Regions from separate parts of the Homo sapiens genome. Here region 1 is linked to region 2. A link is a contact called in ENCODE POLR2A ChIA-PET data. All regions are on one chromosome and are shown on one strand. Each heading gives the region's core, a stretch centred on a gene start or an enhancer-like site at or near the end of the contact. The rest is flanking DNA. Distances are from core to core; before and after follow the strand shown. Region 1 has its middle 26 kb from the start of MIR9902-1. Region 2 holds the start of B3GNT4 (UDP-GlcNAc:betaGal beta-1,3-N-acetylglucosaminyltransferase 4).

Region 1 (3,980 bases), core at 705-3,204, 470 kb after region 2:
AGTAGGCTACCAGATTAAAGACTCTGATTCATCTTATTTTGTTAAAATTTATATATAGACAGACAAATACAGAATCTTTTATTGGGTATGTTAATGTGTTCATATATCTATTTTTTTTTTTTGAGACGAAGTCTCACTCTGTTGCCCAGGCTGGAGGGCAGTGGCACGATCTCTGCTCACTGCAACCTCCACCTCCCAGTTCAAGTGATTCTCCTGCCTCAGCCTCCCGAGTAGCTGAGACCACAGGCACGCGCCACCATGCCCGGCTAATTTTTGTATTTTTAGTAGAGACAGTGTTTCACTATGTTGGCCATGCTGGTCTCAAACTCCTGACCTTGTGATCTGCCCGCCTCAGCCTCCTAAAGTGCTGGGATTACAGGCGTGAGCCACTGCTCCTGGCCTTTTTTTTTTTTTTTTTGTGAGATAAGGTCTCACTTTGTTACCCAGGCTAGAGTGCAGTGGCTCAATCTCAGCTCACTGCCCACCTCCCAGGCTCAAGCGATCCTCCCACCTCAGCCTCCTGAGTAGCTGGTACCACAAGCACACACCACCACACCTGGGGTAATCTTTTTTTTTTTTTTTTTTTTTTTGTAAAGATGGGTTTCACCATGTTTCCCAGGCTGATCTTGAACTCCTGGATTCAAGCTATTTGCCCACCTCGAACTCCTAAAGTACTAGGATTACAGGCTCGAGCCACTGCACCTGGCCCATATACCCAATTTTATTTTAGACTACTCCAGGCAAACTTAGTCCTGCAAACTTTACCTGTGCTGTAAATATTTCAGGCTTGCAAGTCATGCAGTCTCTGTCCCAACTACTCAACTCTGCCTTGTAGTGACAAAGAAGCCACAGATCATACGTAAATGAATGCAAATACTCTAGGGTGAGAGGACAGAGGCCCCTGGGGTGCACACTCTAAGGAGACACTCATCTCAGGTCCTGAAAGTGCAGGGGTGATGCTGAGAGTGAGCGAGTGGTTCAGCCTCTCCCTAGTCCTGGCCCTGTGAATAGCTATGTTCCAATAAAACTTTATTTATAAAAGACTTTATTTATTTTTTTAAAACTTTATTTATAAAAGGTGGCAGGCTAGTTTGGCCTGTGGGCTGTGGTTTGCCACCCCTGGTAAAGCTTTTTCTCATCTGACTCCTGGTTTTCCAGCTCAACCCACATAAGTCTCCCAACCCCTCCCTACAAGTAACAGATATTAACCCATAGGCGTTCTCTATGCTTTCCTGTGTCTGCATAAAGTCCTCTACATATAGATATTTTTTGTTTCATAAAAATGGGAGACAATGTACACATTTTTTGTATCATGCTTTTCACACTTCACAATAATTTGCGGAAACTTTGCCAGTCAGAGGCATTGATTTCTTTTTTTTTTTTTTTTTTTTTTTTTTGAGACAGTCTCTTGCTCAGTTGCCAGGCTAGAGTGCAGTGGCGTGATCTCAGCTCACTGCAACCTCCGCCTCCTGGGTTCAAGCAATTCTCCTGCCTCAGCCTCCTGAGTAGCTGAGACTACAGGCATGCACCACCACGCCCAGCTAATTTTTTTGTATTTTTAGTAGAGACGGGGTTTCACCATGTTGGCCAGGATGGTCTCGATCTCTTGACCTCATGATCCACCTGTCTTGGCCTCCCAAAGTGCTGGGATTACAGGCGGGAGCCACCACGCCCGGCCGGCATTGATTCCTTTTATATAGCTATATGATATTCCATAGGGTGGAAGTAGCATTATTCGTTATGCCTTTTCTTTTTGATGGGCGTTCACTTTGTGGTCAGTTTTCTGCCACATGCACACACACAAAAACAGTGCTCCAATACACATTCTTGTCCTTAAGTGTTGGTGTTTTTATTTCTTTGGATAGATTCTCAAGAGTGGGATTAGAAGATCAAAGGGTATGTTTAGTTTCCATTTTAACAGATGTTGCCAAATTGCTTTCCCAAATGACTACAAAACTTCATATCTGAGCATGCCCTTTTCTCCATATTCCTGCCAGCATTTGAGATTTTTTTTCTCGTTTTAGCTTGATGAATCAGTTTATTCTGAGGAATGTAGAGAGATGTCTCATTGCTGCTTTCATTCGCAAGTGTCTGACCCCTGTAAGTTTGAGGGTCTCTTCATACTGTTGGTTACCCATTTGGTTTTGCTCCTCCGCAAATGGTCTATTTATAGTCTAAGTCCATTTCTGTATTGGTTGATTCTCTTTTTCAGAACAATTTGTAAAAGCTCTTTATATAGTGTCCATTTGACTTTTGGCTTTCATCTACAAAGTGATTAAGAGGTTTGGTGCTGGGGCAGGCTGCCAAAGGTTACATCTTGACTGAGCCCTGACTGGCCACATGACCTCAGCAAATTATTTACCTTCATTATTTAACCTCTGTACTCAACTATAAAATAGTGATCATCATCATCATCATCACGGTAATTCCTCCTTCATAGTGCTGTTAGAGATGATGAGTTAATGTGTGTCAGGTACGTAGAATTCAGCCTGGCACACACTAAGTTCATCAATAGAAGTTGGTGACTATTATTTGTATTACAAATATTTTTTCAGCTCCATCATTTGAATTGGTTTTATTTCTGGTATCCCTTGTCACACAAAATGTTTCAGTGTTTATACGGTCAAATATATCCGTCTTTTTTTCCCCTAGCTTCTGAGTTCCCAGGCTTGGTAAGAAGGTCTCCTTGGGCCGGGCGCGGTGGCTCACGCCTGTAATCCCAGCACTTTGGGAGGCCGAGGCGGGCGGATCACGAGGTCAGGAGATCGAGACCATCCCGGCTAAAACGGTGAAACCCCGTCTCTACTAAAAATACAAAAAATTAGCCGGGCGTAGTGGCGGGCGCCTGTAGTCCCAGCTACTTGGGAGGCTGAGGCAGGAGAATGGCGTGAACCCGGGAGGCGGAGCTTGCAGTGAGCCGAGATCCCGCCACTGCACTCCAGCCTGGGCGACAGAGCGAGACTCCGTCTCAAAAAAAAAAAAAAAAGAAAAAAAAAAAGAAGGTCTCCTTGTTTCCTTCATGACTAATTTCCTCACTCTTAAAATGAGAAACATAGGACCTACTATTTTCCTCACTGAAGTACCCTGTCCTCTCAGCTCCTTGATCTCCCCTCCCCTCCCCTCCTTTCCTTAGCAGGGTTTCTCTCTGTTGTCGAGGCCAGAGTGCAGTGGCACGATCTCAGCTCACTGCAGCCTCAACCTCCCACACTCAAGCAACTTTCCTGCCTCAGCCTCCCAAGTAGCTGAGACCACAGGTGCGCACCACCACGCCTGGCTAATTTTTGTATTTTTTTTTTTTTTTTTTTGTAGAGACAGGGTTTCGCCATGTTGTCCAGGCTGGTTTCAAATTCCTGCCCTCAAACAATCCACCTGCCTCGGCCTCCCAAAGTGCTGGGATTACAGGCGTGAGCCACCGCGCCCAACCCTCCTTGATCTATTTCATCCCTAAAAGAAAAAAAATAAACTATTTTTCTCTACACTCACAACACTCCTGACACCCACTGGGGTTTCCACACCAAGCAGCACTCCAGTTCTCTTTGGACACTGACTGGGTGTCCTACAGTTCAAATCTGACACTGTTCAGCCTGGAGTTAGCATCAGATCCCACAAGCTAAAGGGCCCAGTTCACAAGACGGCTTCCATCCACTCCAGACCCCAATCACAAGTCCCAGCTTCCCACAGGTACTTTTTTTTTTCCTTTCCAACTTTTATTTTAGATTCAGAGGGTACATGTGCAGGTTTGTTCCATGGGTGAATCGCGTGTTGCTGATGTTTGGTGTACAGATTGTTTTGTCACAGGGGTAATGAGCACAGTATCTCATAGGTAGTTTTCCAATCTTCTCCCTCTGCCTCCGCTCCACCCTCCAATAGGCCCTGGTGTCTGTGTTTTTCTTTGTGTCCACGCGAACTCAAGGTTTAGCTCCCACTTATAAGTGAGAGCAGGTGGTGTTTGTTTTTCTGTTCCTGTGTTAGTTCACTTA
Region 2 (3,677 bases), core at 851-3,350:
GAGGTGTCTGCCTCCAGCTTCAGGCCATCGGCCCTTATTTGCTGTAAGAGGGGCCTGGGCTTGTCCTGTGGGGAGCTGGAGAAGCATCTGAAATGGGTGCGTCTCAGGTTTGAGGTTCAGAAAGAACAACCAACTGGGAGGGAGAGAAAGGAGACAGGGAGTGCCGTGGGAGGTGGCTGCAAAAAGCATGAGGCCCGATCATAGCAGAGCAACCCATCATACTGAAGCCGAAAAGTGGAAACAGGCCCAACATGGTGGCTCACGCCTGTAATCCCAGCACTTTGGCGTGCGGATCACCTGAGGTGAGGAGTTCGAGACCAGCCTAGCCAACATGGTGAAACCCCGTCTCTACTGAAAACACAAAAATTAGCCAGGTGCGGTGGTGGGTGCCTGTAATCCCAGCTACTCAGGAGACTGAGGCAGGAGAGTCGCTTGAACCTGGAAGGCAGAGGTGGCAGTGAGCTGAGATCGCGCCATTTCACGCCAGCCTGAAGAAGTAAACGTTGGAGGGCATATGCTGCTGGACTTCAAAACCCATGCCTATATGAACATGTGATTTGTGATACTTATCTGTGGGTTAAGATGGCCTTAAAAAGGTTTTTTTTTTTTTAATCTCTTTAATGTTTGGCTTAATTGAAGACAGCTGGATTCTTACAGCTACTTCTGCAGTCAACTGCTTGCAATATGTTGCTGTAATTGACGTGCACAAAGAAAATCCAACCTCAGGCCCATAATTGGAAAAGAGGGAGTATTTTAATAGACCTTAAAATAATATAATTTCTTTAATATTACACCAAATTTGACAAGTGGTAATTTCTTAAAGGTTGTTACAATGTGAAAACAATCTATATTGAATTTTTCATAATCAGATTAAAATTCATTAATCTAGTTTGCATTTTGAACGGATATTTTACCATGCAGTTTGTAACATGCATGAGTTACTTGTAAACTACAGGTTAACAGACTTATGCAGATATTCCAACAGTTGACACCTGTCACTATACATTTTCCAAAGATCACGTTCTTTACTATCACCACCCACATCATTAGAAAGGTCTTTGCGTATTGGAAAATTGGTAAATTCATGGTGGCAGATACAATGTTGTCTCATTTTTAGGGCAAATGTTATACATTTATTGAAATGCTTTCAGTTGTTTCCCCTGAAGTGCTATAATTACTTCATTTTTAAGAAAATATCTGCAGCTGGGCTCGGTAGTGTACGCCTGTGATCCTAGCACGTTGGGAGGCCTAGGCAGGCGGATCACTTGAGGTCAGGAGTTCGAGACCAGGCTGGCCAACATGGTGAAACCCCGTCTCTACTAAAACTACAAAAAATAGCCGGTCGTGGTGACAGGCGCCTGTAATCCCAGCTACTTGGAGGCTGACGCAGGAGAATCGCTTGAACCTGGGAGGCGGAGGTTGCAGTGAGCCGGGATCATGCCACCGCACTCCAGCCTGGGCGACGGAGCACGACACTGTCTCAAAGCAAAAAGCAGCCAGTCTTGCAACTCAAACAGCTGCGATTTATTAAATGATCTAATTAAATACAATTTAATTTTATTTCTTATTACTGTTAACACCCGAGGACCAAAACTGTGCTCCCGCTGGGACAGGGTCCAGGGCTTGCATATGGGATGGGTCAGGGCGGCCGAGAACGCCAGCCCATCCGTCTCCCGGGGCTCATGCTCGCACTTAAATTTTCTCAGAAAAGCCGAAAGCCGTGATTCCGATCTACGAAGGCGATTACCACCCTGAGCCCCTGACCGTAGAGGTGCAGATCCAGCTGAACCAGTGCCGCTCGGCGGAGGAGGCTCTGCGCATGTTCGCCGTGTAGGGCGTGGGCAGTAAAGGCTGTTCCCAGCACTCCCGCCTCCGCTTCTGTCCCGCCGCACGCGTCGGGGGGCGGGTGTGGCGCCGGCGTCCTGGGGAGGAGGAGCAGCCTCTGCCCGACCCGGCTCGTGCGGACCCCAGGACCGGGCGCGGGACGCGTGCGTCCAGCCTCCGGCGCTGCGGAGACCCGCGGCTGGGTCCGGGGAGGCCCCAAACCCGCCCCCGCCAGAACCCCGCCCCAAATTCCCACCTCCTCCAGAAGCCCCGCCCACTCCCGAGCCCCGAGAGCTCCGCGCACCTGGGCGCCATCCGCCCTGGCTCCGCTGCACGAGCTCCACGCCCGTACCCCGGCGTCACGCTCAGGTAGGTTGGGGGCCGGGACGCCGCTGCTGTGAGGGAGGCTGGGTCACCGTGCAGGGAGGGGCGTCGCCAGGGCGGCCGTGCCTTTGCACCCCGCGGCCCGCTCCCCGGTCCCCCAGGGTCCCCGCGAGGACGCCGGCCCCGCCCGGGTGCGGCGCGAGTCTGGCCTCGGCGGGCACGGCTCGGGGCCCACGGGCCGCTCGGCTTCGGTTCTCCAGGCTGGGGACAGAGGCTGGAGCCGGGCGCGGTAGACCCCGCCAGCCTGGGCCGCCCGCGCCCGACGCGCAGCGCTGCTGCCAACCCCGGCCCGGGGGTCCCCGCAGAGTGGGTCTCTGCTGCCGTCAGCCCTTCGGAGACTGTCGCGTTGAAAGAATGAACCAGAGTTCGCCCCCTGCCCGCGCCAGGGCGTTTTGGGTCACCGAGTCCTGTGGGGATCCGAGGCGGCTGCCGCCCAAGGCCGAGCGCAGCCTCAGGACCCGCGCCCCACCAGACGGGGTCGTGCGCTCCGCGGCGGGTGGAGAGCCGGGCTCTGGGGTCTCCGCGGCTCGGAGGGCGGCGGGGCGAGGCCGTGCGGCCAGCGCCTGGGGACGCCCGCGGCGGGACAGGGGCCACCCGGGCCGCGGCGCAGCCTGGGCTGAAACCTCCTGGGACGGAACCAAGCCACCTGCTGTGCGCCCTTCTCGGTGAATGGCACCGCCGCCCGCCCGGGCCTCTCGTCCACAGCCCGCGGTGCTCGCACACCTGAGACTCATCTCGCTTCGACCCCGCCGCCGCCGCCGCCCGGCATCCTGAGCACGGAGACAGTCTCCAGCTGCCGTTCATGCTTCCTCCCCAGCCTTCCGCAGCCCACCAGGGAAGGGGCGGTAGGAGTGGCCTTTTACCAAAGGTCAGATTCTTTCACCGCCTCTGCCAGACCCCCTTGTCCCCCACCCCCGCATAGATCTCCAGGGGGCTCAGAAAACTCTGGCCGGTGGCTCACGCCTGTAGTCCCAACGCTTTGGGAGGCCAAGGCGGGAGGATCGCTTGAGGCCAGGAGTTCCAGACCAGCCCAGGCAACAAAAGATACCACATCTCTACAAAAAATAAATTAGCCGGGCCCTGCACGCCTGTAGTCCCAGCTACTGGGGAGGCCGAGGCCGGAGGATCGCTTGAACCCAGGAGTTCCAGGCTGCAGTGAGCTATAATTGTGCCACTGCACTAGAGTCTGGGTGACAGAGACACTGTCTCAAAAAAAACCAACAAAACCCTTAGCTCTTTCACTAGCCGGGCTGGCCTCTTCCTACTGTAAACCTGCTGGGCCCCCGTCTCCCTTCTTTCTCCCCTCTCTCCTGCCCTGGAGCTGCCTGACTCTGCCCACGGCCTGCAGAGACCCCAGGTCTTCACGCAAGGTGCCATTCCTCACTCAGTTCTTGCTCAAACGTCCCTCCATCAAGGAGGGCTTTTTAGCTACCCTTGGCTATGGGATCCGTCCTCCGCGTCAGCCAATT

What was found. ChIA-PET counts read pairs that join two places held with the same protein, here RNA polymerase II (POLR2A).
Region 1: POLR2A ChIA-PET joins it to region 2 with 10 read pairs in naive thymus-derived CD4-positive, alpha-beta T cell. The contact joins the enhancer-like site here to the promoter of B3GNT4 in region 2. POLR2A ChIA-PET finds 5 or more read pairs at or near these places in 4 of 52 experiments (Caco-2, H1, K562 and 1 more).

The regions. Positions count from the first base shown.
Region 1 is chr12:122,667,542-122,671,521 of GRCh38, forward strand. No RefSeq gene overlaps it. Among named protein-coding and RNA genes, the nearest start is that of MIR9902-1, 26 kb to the right of the region's middle. Within about 2 kb of position 1,955, at least 2 of the 41 ENCODE cell types and tissues checked have a DNase peak (open chromatin) inside an H3K27ac peak, as active enhancers do.
Region 2 is chr12:122,201,609-122,205,285 of GRCh38, forward strand. It overlaps B3GNT4 (UDP-GlcNAc:betaGal beta-1,3-N-acetylglucosaminyltransferase 4), which reads left to right and starts at 2,101. Exons shown (of 3, transcript NM_030765.4): 1 at 2,101-2,193; 2 at 2,914-3,076. The coding sequence starts at 3,011. It overlaps LRRC43 (leucine rich repeat containing 43), which reads left to right. Exons shown (of 12, transcript NM_001098519.2): 12 at 1,707-1,863. The coding sequence ends at 1,834. RefSeq lists a silencer at 1,786-2,415.